Regions from separate parts of the Homo sapiens genome. Here region 2 is linked to region 1. The links are chromatin loops, found by intact Hi-C in ENCODE. Cell type or tissue: gastrocnemius medialis. All regions are shown on one strand. Each heading gives the region's core, and the rest is flanking DNA. Links, peaks and the distances in the headings are about the cores only.

Region 1 (5,000 bases), core at 1-5,000:
CAAGGCCTAGCTCCTTCCTGCCTGTGTGGTGCTTCCTCTCCCTGCCCACACCCTGCCCAGCCACATCTCTATGCCCCTGGCCAAGTCATCCTGAGGACTTACTGCAACACAACTCCCAGGAAGCCTCACCATGTGTATGCTTTATTTTATCACTGCAGGTAAATATTTTGCTGAAATTGTCCCTCCCACTAGACTAAAAGTTCCTTGAAGGCAAGATCCCATCTTAGCTATCTTTCTATTCCCATGACTGGCACAATGTCCAGTATACGCCAGGTGCTCAATAAATAGCTGTTGAACTAATTTCCCCATAGTGTGCGTGTGCACATGCACGCACACACACACACACACAGATAGGGTCTTGCTCTGTTGCCCAGGCTGGAGTGCGATGGTGTGATCATGGCTCACTGCAGCCTCGATCTCCTGGGCTCAAGCGATCCTCCTACCTTAGCCTCCCAAGTAGGTGGGATTACAGGCACACATAATATTTTAAGTTTTTTGTAGGGGTCTCAGTATGTGAGATGGGGTCTCGCTATGTTACCCAAACTGGTTTCAAATGATCTGCCCACCTCAGCCTCCCAAAATGCTGGGATTACAAGCATGAACCACTACACCCAGGCCAGCGTACATATTTTTAATGCTCATGACTCACAAAGTCACATCTGGAGCATGCCACATTGACTTGGATTTACATTTTTCCTAAGGAGCTAGCACAGAAAACTAGGAGCATGGCAGGTTATCTACAAATGATCAACTTGGGCTGTAGAAAAATCTACTGTACCAGGCCCAGAGAGTCCCATTCCAGGTGACACACTGGAAAAGCAACAGACTAGTTCTTTGGAAAAGAGACTTCAGCTCAGGTTTTTCCAGTCACCAATTGTCTGAGGAGGACCGGCATGTTTCTTGGAAGAGCTCTGTCAGGTAATGGGTTACCTCAGACGGGGCGCTTTTCTTCCTCCTCCATTTGTGCAGGTCTCAGAGTCTGTGTGTGTTTGGGAAAGCCAAGCACGTGGCTGTGTACCTATGTGGCTGAGTTACACACAGCTGAGTGGATGGTGAAAAGTGGAAGGAGACAGTCCCTCTCTTATCTAATCTGGCCTAGCAATGAAACCATGCTCAGAAACTGCTGGCTTTCTAGTGCAAGAAATTACTGCCCAAGTATCATAACACACCAGCCTGAAAGCTAAGGAACTTTTAGGCCTCTGTTTTCAAAACCTGGAGAAAGAAACAAAAGGTCAGAAAACACCGGATTCTGTAGCGTATCAAAATTAGAAAGCACTGATGCACAGGAGTCAATATCTGAGGTCCCCTGGGAGGTGGGAAGCAGCTCAGTGGGTGGAAAGAACACGGCTCTGGAGACAGGATTCAAGAGTCAGCAGCATTGCTTTCCAGGCTTGACAGGAGCAAGCTAAGGCCTCCTGGTGCTCTTCGGGGTTGCAACGAGGATTAGTGAGGCCAGGTAACTGATTGCCGGGTTCGTGGTGAGAACTCGTGGTTTTCCTTCTCTCCTCCCCATCTCCTGCACTCTATTGCCCTTCAGGTTAAAGTGAATTATCCTACAGAGAGCTGCTGGGAAAAAAGGCTGTTTCAGATCTGCTGAGCTGAAACCCAAACCCAAGGAGCCCTTCATCTTACAAAAATCCAGGAATTCTGGATGTGGCCTGCATGAAGCATTTGGTGAAATGTATCTATTATTTTATTTTATTTTGAGACAGAGTCTTGCTCTGTTGCCCAGGCTGGAGTGCAGTGGCGCCATCTTGGTGGGTTCAAGCGATTCTCCTGCCTCAGCCTCCGAGTAGCTGGGACTACAGGCGCACACCACCACGCCTAGCTAATTTTTTTGTATTTTTAGTAGAGACAGGGTTTCACCAAGTTGGCCAGGCTGGTCTCAAACTCCTGACCTCAAGTGATCTGCCCACCTCGGCCTCCCAAAGTGTTGGGATTACCGGTGTGAGCCACCACGCCCGGATGATCAAATGTATCTAATGTGGATGAGGGCTTTGGTTCTAAAATGTCTGAAAATAAAATGTCAGAAGCTGCACATTAAGATGGGTAGTTTGAGGCCCTCTTTTTCACTGGGGTTAGAGAAAGTTTCCCAAGACAGACGCTGGTTTTGGCAAGGGAGGTAGGTGTTCTCAACTTCCCTCTATATGCCAAACCCCTGGCTTTGGCAAGCTGCCTGAATCAGGGTGAACTTCAGGTTTTGCCCCTGTGTTCTATGTAACATAAGAAGCAAAGATTATAAATGTAAGCAAACAGAGAGCAAAAGTCAACATGGGCAGCAGAAACAAAGGAAGACAACACCACTTAGTACACAAGGTGGCCAGAAGTGGCAAGGATTTAGAAAGGGGTGAGGGACTATTCAAAGAGGACAGGATCAAAAAGACTTCTGGGTTATAATCTGCCTTGAAGTCATCAAAAACTATTCCAATTCTGCTACAGTCTCATTAGAAACACAGCACTCCTTCACCTTTCAAAGTCAGTGAAGTAATAGTGTCTAGCTAAGAAAAGCGTAATTTTCACATCTAGCTTTTTAAAATTGGATCATTACTCAGAATACTGGTGAATGTTTGCTTAAAGGTTTCTTTTAGCACAAAGTTTTCAAAATTTGGATTGCATGTTTTTTAGGTTCACAAGGTTTGATCTGGCTCTGTCACAGACACACCAGAATAACTGGTTGAGTCAAAAAAAAAAAGCAAAGGTCCAGGAACAACAGTGGCTGGAATCAAAGAACTCTTCATAGCAGCGTCTTGAGCTTAGCTACTCAATCGTGTGGAAGCTAAGGAAGAGTTTAGCGCCACCTTCTGGGAAAGGCCAGAAAGACCTTAAAAAATTGGATTGACCCTGAGTTTAAGTATCCACCAGTAGACTGGGGAAAAACGACCAATGCCCCAGATTGGCACTGACATGGTCCTGGGATTTACAACGGAGTGCCAGCATGGCCCTGAACCTGGGACGAGAGTCCTCACTTAGCTAGGCTCAGTACCAGAGGGAGGGGAGAAGAAAAGTTCCAGGCTATAAGTCTGGAGACCTGAGTTTTGGCTCTGGTTCTGGCATCAACTAGCCAAGCGAGCTTGGGGTAAATTTCTTCACTTTCTATGCCTCGGTTTTCCTCATCAGTAAAACGAAAGGGAGAATCTGAATCAATTATTTTAAAAGTATTTCAGATTATAAAATCTTATCATCCAACTCTACCTGATGAGTCTTTTCCCCTGAAAAATGTGCATGCACAAAATTCCAGGAAGCTTTGAAGATCTTGAGAAGTAGTGTCTGTATGAAATGACCTCTAACAAGACAGTCATCACATCCTTGCCTGGAAAAGGAGATTCAGGGCAACACAATGGATATCTTCAAATGTGGTCAGGTTCTTAGGTGGGAGATTTATTCTGTTCTACTCTAAGGGGTAGAACTAGGGCCAACAGGGACAAATGATGAGAAGGAGTGGAAAGAGGGGCTGGGAGCCCAGGAGGTGGTGTGTCCTGCTGTCCTGGAGATGCTGCAGAGGCTGGGCTGGCCTCTCAGGAGGTGCTCAGCATCAGATGGGAAGCTGGGCAGCACGTTTAAGGCTTCTCTTTGGCATTCTAATTCCGGTATCCATCTCTAAAAACCCATGGCATTTCCTAGCCTAACGCTGACAATGTACCGGCTACCCCAGCACAAATATAGACGGATTCCAAACAAAGCAGTAGTCAAAAAATACAAGTCGTATTTTTGACTGGTGTTTTAGAGTTTACTCAATTGCATTTAATAGCTTCTTCGGTGTATTTAGAGAAATGCAGTTATATCTGCTTTATGTAGAATTTTAAAAACTTGACAACAATTCTATTCAAAATCAGTCTACTTTCTTCAATGGAAGAGTATAAAAAGGATACTATCTTCAATTTTCAACAATGTCAACCACCTTACCTCACTTGACTTTAATGCTAGCCTCTCAGCGCAGGGTATAAAACACCTGCCCCCCACCTCCCACCCAGCATACAAGTGCTTTAGATATCCAGAGTGTCTATGACTTGTCCACAATCACAGCCCCCGAGCTGGCAAAAGCAGCATGTGAACCCAGGCCTTCAAACCCCAAACTCAAAGGTTTTGACATTAAGTTATGGCTCTTTCTGAAGCTACAAGAACTAAAGGGCAGGTGTCACATCTGGCTCCTTGAGAGTCAGTTCATCAGCGAGGCAGAACTACTCCCCTACCTATGAATAACAGCAGGAGCAGCCGCCACCACAGCTGCCACTCAGAAATAGACACTGTGCCTGGCACTTTACAAGCCTGTGAGGTGGGCTATGTTTCTCCACTCGACACAGAGAATATGAGGGCTCACAAAATGGTAAGTCTCCTGCCATCTTGGCTCAGCAGGGTTCAACCCAGGAGTGTCTTCCAAGCCCATGCCCCCTCCCTTGGCCACATGGCCTTGGCTCCTAGCTAAAGTTCTCTCCCTATGTGCTCCTTTTCAGCCCATCTCAGGTTCTAACTCCCTAAGGAACTCTTCCTTGACTATTCTAGCCCACTCCTAAACTCCTGGTGTATTTCACTTTGAACCACACGACTCTGCTTTAACCTCAACTAAACCGTAAGGACCTTGAAGACTACAGTACACCACTACCCATCAATCATCAAACATTTATTGGAGTTTGTGCTGTTAGTATGACTGCTGGCTCAGTAACTTGGAATCTCTCAATGAAGCTAAACAGGTTTTGGGGTTTTGTCTTTTTATTAAAAAGCAAAAACCTACAAAGGAAATGGGGCTTCTGGTCATATCCCAAGGTTGGGCCTAGGGAAAACTGAAAATTTAGAATTTGAGGATTTTGGTTTGCTACTCAACAGCAACCTGTATTATCTTGAGGCTGGATGAAACACAGATAATCACCTAGTCCACTTGATAGGGTAAGAGATAAGGAAAAACCAAAGTACAGAGGGGTAAAGGCATTTCTCCAGAGTTCATGCAGTATATTATTTCCCAGTGCCCATTGATACAAATGACTGCTGCCCTGAGAGGCACCTAA
Region 2 (6,456 bases), core at 891-5,890, 260 kb before region 1:
CTTTTTTTTTTTTTTTTAATTTAACCAAAGAAGTGAATCAAAATGAAGAACTCTAGAATAGAGAAGCTTGACAAAATACTATAGTCTGGTGGTGACTCACACATGTAATCCCACCACTTTGGGAGGCTGAGACAGGTGGATCACTTGAGCCTAGGAGTTTGAGACCAGCCTGGACAACACGGCGAAACCACGTCTCTACCAAAAATGCAAAAATCAGCTGGGCATGGTGGTGCGCCTGTAGTCCCAGCTGCTAGGGAGGCTGAGGTGAGAGGATCCATTAAGCCCAGGGAGGTCAAGGCTGTAGTGAGCCACTGCACTCCAGCCTGGTGACAGAGACTCTGTCTCAAAACAAAGCAAAACAAAAGCCAACCAAATAAAAAAAGCAAAAAAACTCCTGTGATATGTAGTAAATAATTTCACCTTGTCCAAAAAGAGGTCTGGCTTTTGCTTTCAGCTTGTGGGAGGGAATCCCTAAGCTCTAAGACTATCAGGCCTGATAGGAGTGTCTTTGTTTGCTGTGGGTCACATTGAATAGCTAACAATGTGATTGCGGGTAGGGACTGGTCAAACCGGAAAGTCCAACAATGTAAGGTGGTGGCTTTGAGTCACTCCCAGAGGGGCTGCAGGCTAGAGATGGAGACCAGCCTGTGCACCATCTGCCATGCTTACTCAATGAGGCCCAAGAAAAACTCTGGACACTGAGGCTCATGTGAGCCTCCCTGGTTGCCAGCACTCCTATGTTCTGCTACACATGGATGCTGGGAACAGGAGGCTGACCCAACAGGGAGGACCACAGCAGCTGTGCATGGGGTAGTCCCCAGACACCCCCTGTGGGCATCCTCCCTTGGCTGATGCTCATCTGCACCCAGAAGTATAAGATGAGTCTTGCTGGGTGTGGCGGCTCACACCTGTAATCCCAGCACTTTGGGAAGCTGAGGTGGGTGGATCGTGAGGTCAGGAGTTCGAGACCAGCCTGGCCAATATGGTGAAACCCTGTCTCTACTAAAAATACAAAAATTAGCTGGGTGTGGTGGCATGCACCTGTAGTCCCAGCTACTTGGGAGGCTGAGGCAGAAGAATCACTTGAACCCAGGAGGCAGAGAGGTTACAGTGAGCCGAGATCGCACCACTGCACTCTAGCCTGGGTGACAGAGCGAGACTCCATCTCAAAAAAAAAAAAAAAAAGGATGAGTCTAACAGCTTCCAGTTAGCTCTGTGAGTCTTTCTAGCAAGTTATCAAAACTGAGAGTGGTTGGGGGAACTAGTCTTTCCAACTTTGCAATTGGTATCAGAAGAGGTGGTCTTGGGAACCCCTAAAACTTGTAATTGGTGTTGGAAGTGAGCACGGTTTTCTGTGTGGGCTGTGTTCCCTCCAACTTCACAGTTGGTTAAACTCTTCACATGTGGCAAACATCTGAATATTTAAATATAAAATTAGGACTTCCACTTCTAGGCTAGATGTTCTGGGGAAAAAATAAACTCCACTACAAATACCTAGACCTGTTGATTGAAACTAAACAAACATCTTTTAAATGACTACCTGATTGTATAAGAAAGTAAGGAAACTCACAAAGGCCAAAACCGAAGAAGAGGCTGAAACCAGAATGAGAAATGACCCCTGATGCTGTGGGCTGCCCTAGAAGCACCTGGAAATATCTGAAACCTATAGTCACTGGTTTTAACAGCCATACAAAAGAGAGAAGGCAGGGCCCTGGGCCCATGCAGGCAAGATGGAGTGTCAGGACTTAGACTCTTGGAAAAGCTAGAATCCTTGAAGAGCTAACTCTTGGTAAAAAGGTGACATAGAAAAAGAAGCTAACAAGAAAGTGTGTCTATCCTGGCTTCAGCTTTGGGTTAAAAAAAGAGAAAGAGAGAAGGAGGAGGAGGAGGAGAAGGGGGAAGAGAAGGAAGAGGAAAAAGAAGAGAGATATTTCACTCTTCCTTCCCCCTGAAAATGTAAAGGCCATCCTCACGTGGATTTCGGGTCTGGATTTACACTCCCTGAAGAATATCCAAGCTGAGAAATATTTTAATATGTTTCCAAGATGGAAACAAGCACTCCAGGCCTCCTGACAGATCTCTCCAGAGGACTAACCCTCAGCCTAGGCCTGTCAGGATTCCCACAGACTGAGATCTGCAAAACATGAGTTCACCATAAAAATTGAGCCTGCACAAGAGAAACAATCCATCATGAGCAAGTGTCAGCAGGAGCAGCAGATGTCAGAATTAGACCACCAAAGATGTCACATTATGGGATTATCAGGAACAGGATTCAAAGTCATGTTTTCAATGTTTATGGGAGTAAAAGGGGAAATTAAACACACATGCAGGGAACATAAAAGTATCCAAGATGACCTAACAGATTTGACACCAAATACATCTCAAAATGAAATATATAATTATTAAACTTTTTTAAAGTAAAAAATGGCATAAACATCAGATTAGGCACATTTGCAAAGGAATTCATAAATTGAAAAAAAAAAGTTGAGAGAATCATCCATAAATGTAGCTCAGAAAGATAAAGAGATGGGAAATGAGTCAGAATTCCTCTCCTGCCCTTCTGGAGAAGAGCCGTGAGCTGGATCATGTCCCGCAGGCAGATATGGATGGAAGAACAGACACTGAGCTGGAGGAGGCAAGAGTGCTCCCTCTGCCCAAATGATGCCTCCCTCTGCCCAGCCCGTATCCTTGAGAGGGAATAGGGGATAATGGGGTTGGGGTGGGGGGCACAAGGCTGTTCTCTGGGATTTCAATATCATGCTTCCCCTTAAAATTCTCAGAATGGGCCAGGCACAGTGGCTCACACCTGTAATCTCAGCACTTTCAGAGGCCAAGTTGGGCGGATCACGAGGTCAGGAGTTTGAGACAAGCCTGACCAACATGGTGAAACCCCGTCTCTACTAAAAATACAAAAATAAGCAGGGGGTGGTGGCGCGTGCCTATAATCTCAGCTACTCAGGAGGCTGAGACAGGAGAATCGCTTGAACCCGGGAGGTAGAGGTTGCAGTGAGCCGAGATCGCACCACTGCACTCCAGCCTGGGCGACAGAGCAAGACTCCGTCTAAAAAAAAAAAAAAAATTCTCAGAACGTCCATCAGCCAGGAATTTTCCTCACCCTAAGCCTTTTGGGAAGAGATTCTGTTTCCAGTTTGTTCCCTGTGGGCAAAGCCTTTCCCCCTCTTGGATTCATCTGTGCAATAGCTGGATCTCTAAGGCCACTGCCAACTCTAATATTCTATTCTGTTATGACATCCTGCGGTGACAGGTACGATATGTGCCCCACTGACTCACCTCTATACTCAGGGCAAGTCAGAGATCCCGGGATGCTTAGGAAGAGCCCTGCCTGTCCAAAACACAGTTTCAGTGCACAGCCTGAAACTCCACAATTACAGAGTCATTTATCTGGAGGTAAACATCATCCTAATTAGATTCCAAATTGTTTTTTTCTCAGAGGGGCTGGGTAAAGGATAAAATTAAAGTCATCATCAGTCACAACACCTCCATGTGAGTTATTTTAACAGTCTTTTCAAAAACAAAGTCACAGCATGCGAGATGGATTTGACAGGAGGAGCAGAGGGGAAATGTGGTAGGTCAGTCACACCCCCAGGGACTGGGCCCTAGTCCCGAGCGTAGGAGAGGCGGAGCTGGAAGGTGAACCTTCCACAGCCTCGACCGTCCGTCCTCCCTCCAGCCTCTCCACAATTCAACACCTGCTGGCCAGCAGGCGGCAGTGCACGGACGAAAATGCGCATCTCTGCTGGATTTCCCAGGAGCTCCTGGAGTTCAAATGGCTTCTTTTTCTGGTAGCCTCAGTGCTCAGTGTGGAGAGGCAGGCTGCAGACAGCAGGGACAGTGGGATGTGGGATGCACTGCCCAAGCCTTTGTAAGTCCGACCCTGGTGGTGGCCCCAGAAGCCAGGCTGCTGGACTGGGAGGGCTGCCTGGAAGATGGGGCACCTTCAAGGCTTGTCCTGCCTGACTAAGGGTGAGGGGACATTTGAGGATGAAATGAGACGTCTGGAAGTGTCCCTAACCTTCCTGGGGCTGCCCCCCGTGAAGGTCAATGCTCGATGCGGGGGCTGGAGGGGGCAGACAGCTTCATGTGTCAGAGACCCTGGAGTGCAGGTGTAGCCCCTGAGCTCTGTCTGGGCACAGTGGCATGCTCATTGAGTGGAGAGGTGGCGTGGGTCCAGCTCAGCCTGGGGAACCAGTCTGAGGCCGGGTGACAGAGCCCTTCACTCTCTAAGCCTTGCTTCTCAGACCTGTTGAATGGCTGTGAGCACTCCCGGGGGGCTGATCCCCAGCCACTGTACTCTGCAGAGGTGAGCTTGAAATTCAGAGGGGCAAGGCTGCATGCATCCCATTCCAGAGTCCTCCCATCCTATTTGAAGTCCTCTCATCCCTTCCTATTTGGGGGGCTTGTTAATGCTTCCAGGGTGCTGCAGGGCAATGGGTAGCCTGGCTCTGTACCAACACACGCAACAGCGCCCTGACTCAATGCCCCTTCCCTTGCCTTCATCTGGCCCAGGTAACCCTCTTGGGCGAGGGAGAAAAGTGAGCTGCTCAAAGAAGATACTTCCATCAGATACAGGCAAGCAGACACTTTCTATTTCTGCAGGAATGGGACTCCATCGATTCAGGAAGCCCACAGAGGCCAAGCCCACGGACTGCACATGCAACCCTCTGACTCCATCGCAGGGGTGAGGGACGTGCTCCCCCACATTGCCTTCCTATGGATTCCCCATGCCCACCCTGCTGCAAGGAATGATGCGGCAACACTGTGATCTACCGCAGTGTCTGCCAAACTCTCAGCTCACGGGGATCTCTGGGCGCTTGTTAACATTCACATTCTCATTCCAGGGGAGAGCTGGGAACCAGTGTCTGGCAAGCACCCTACATGACTCTTACACTTAGGTCAGTTTGGGGCCATGTCCACCTAGAAGATGAAGGAAGAGAGGGAGCCTAGAGCCGTGAGGATTTTATTTCCACATAACCTAACCAGAGGCTGCCAATGGAGACTCAGAGCCAGCCCAGGAAGGAAGGAGGTAGGTCTTGGTGGACAACGAGCCAGTCTCAGTCCCACAGCCCCTGCCTGAACGGGCACGCTCTCTCCCTGCCTCTTCCCACGACCTGAGAGACCAAGCTTGCCAAGCTCCAAGGACTCTGATGGGCCCTATGGTCAGGTTGCTTGCCTGAGGCCTTTTTTCCTAACCCACAGGGTGATTGTGGTAGGAAGAATAATGGCCCCCAAAGCTATCCCTGTCAGAATCCCTAGGTCCTGGCATATGTTACTTTGCAGGGCAAAAGGGACTTTGCAGGTGTGATTAGATTAAGGACCTGGGGATGGGGGGGTTATCCTGGATTGTTCAAGTGGGCCCAATCTAATCACAAGAGTCCTTATAAGAGGGAGGCAGGAGGGTCAGAGAAGGAGTTGAGGACATCACGCTGCTGGATTTGAAGATGGAGGAAGGAGCTGTGAGCCAAGGGATATGGCCTTTCTTGCCCCCTAGAAGCCGGCACAGCCAGAGCCAAGGAAATGCATTGTCCCCCAGAGCCTTCAGGAGGAACCAGCTCTGCCAACACCTTTGTTAGGGAAGCAGAAGCATAGGAGAGCCAGAGTGCCACCATTTTAAAATCAACTCCATCTTGGCTGGGTGCAGTGGCTCACGCCTGTAATCCCAGCACTTTGGGAGGCTGGGGTGGGTGGATCATTTGAGGTCAGGAGTTCAAGACCAGCCTGGTCAACATGGTGAAACTCCCTCCCTACTAAAAGTACAAAAATTAGTCGGGTGGTGGTGGCGTGCGCCTGTAATCCCAGCTACTCTGGAGGCTGAGGCGGGAAAATCGCTTGAGCCTGGGAGATGGAGGTTGCAGTGAGCCGAGATTGCGCCACTGCTCTCCAGTTGGGGCGACAGAGTGAGACCCTGTCTCAAAAATAAATACATATAAATAAAATCAACTCCATGTTAAAACTAGCAAGGCACATTCCTTGCCAGCCACTACCCATGGTCCTAAGATGTTTACATTTAAGGAAGCAGTTTGGTAATGCCTGTAAGGACACACTCCTCCAACAACAGAAAGTCCAGATGTCCCAATACCCTTAACAGTATAGGTTTTCAAAATAATTATAATTATGCTCTCATGTGCTGATGTAGGAACATGTCAAGGATAGCTTCCTTTAAATCAGTAGAGTAATAAACGTCATGCTGTCAGCCCACTGGCAGTTAGGCACAGCTTTGGTTTAGTCTTTACAGAGACAAGATCCCTATATAAGAAAAACTTAAAGCAAAGATGGTGCGTGCCTCTGCTTGCTTCCTGAGGGCACTCTACTTTGTAATGGAGCAGTTTCTAATAAACTTGCTTCTTTCCCTGCACTTTTCCACTCACCTTGAATTCCTTTCCTGCACAAAATCCAGGAACCCTCTCTTGGGGTCTGGATGGAGACCCCTTTTTCCAG

What was found. Hi-C counts contacts between places; a loop is a spot of excess contacts. Peaks named below come from ENCODE experiments on the same cell type or tissue, not always from the same donor. Only the 100,000 strongest peaks of a DNase experiment are listed, where the experiment ranks them.
Region 2: a loop joins it to region 1, with 19 times the contacts of the local background. A loop is called at or near these places in 80 of 110 quality-filtered maps.

Annotation. Positions count from the first base shown.
Region 1 is chr2:121,353,462-121,358,461 of GRCh38, forward strand. The region is part of intron 38 of CLASP1 (cytoplasmic linker associated protein 1); the gene reads right to left. Among named protein-coding and RNA genes, the nearest start is that of TFCP2L1, 71 kb to the left of the region's middle. In gastrocnemius medialis, for the core only: a CTCF peak has its summit at 2,797 (motif pointing left); no DNase peak of the experiment used is centred there; H3K27ac peaks cover 3,762 bases.
Region 2 is chr2:121,091,738-121,098,193 of GRCh38, forward strand. No RefSeq gene overlaps it. Among named protein-coding and RNA genes, the nearest start is that of TFCP2L1, 190 kb to the right of the region's middle. In gastrocnemius medialis, for the core only: a CTCF peak has its summit at 3,707 (motif pointing right); a DNase peak (open chromatin) is centred at 3,714.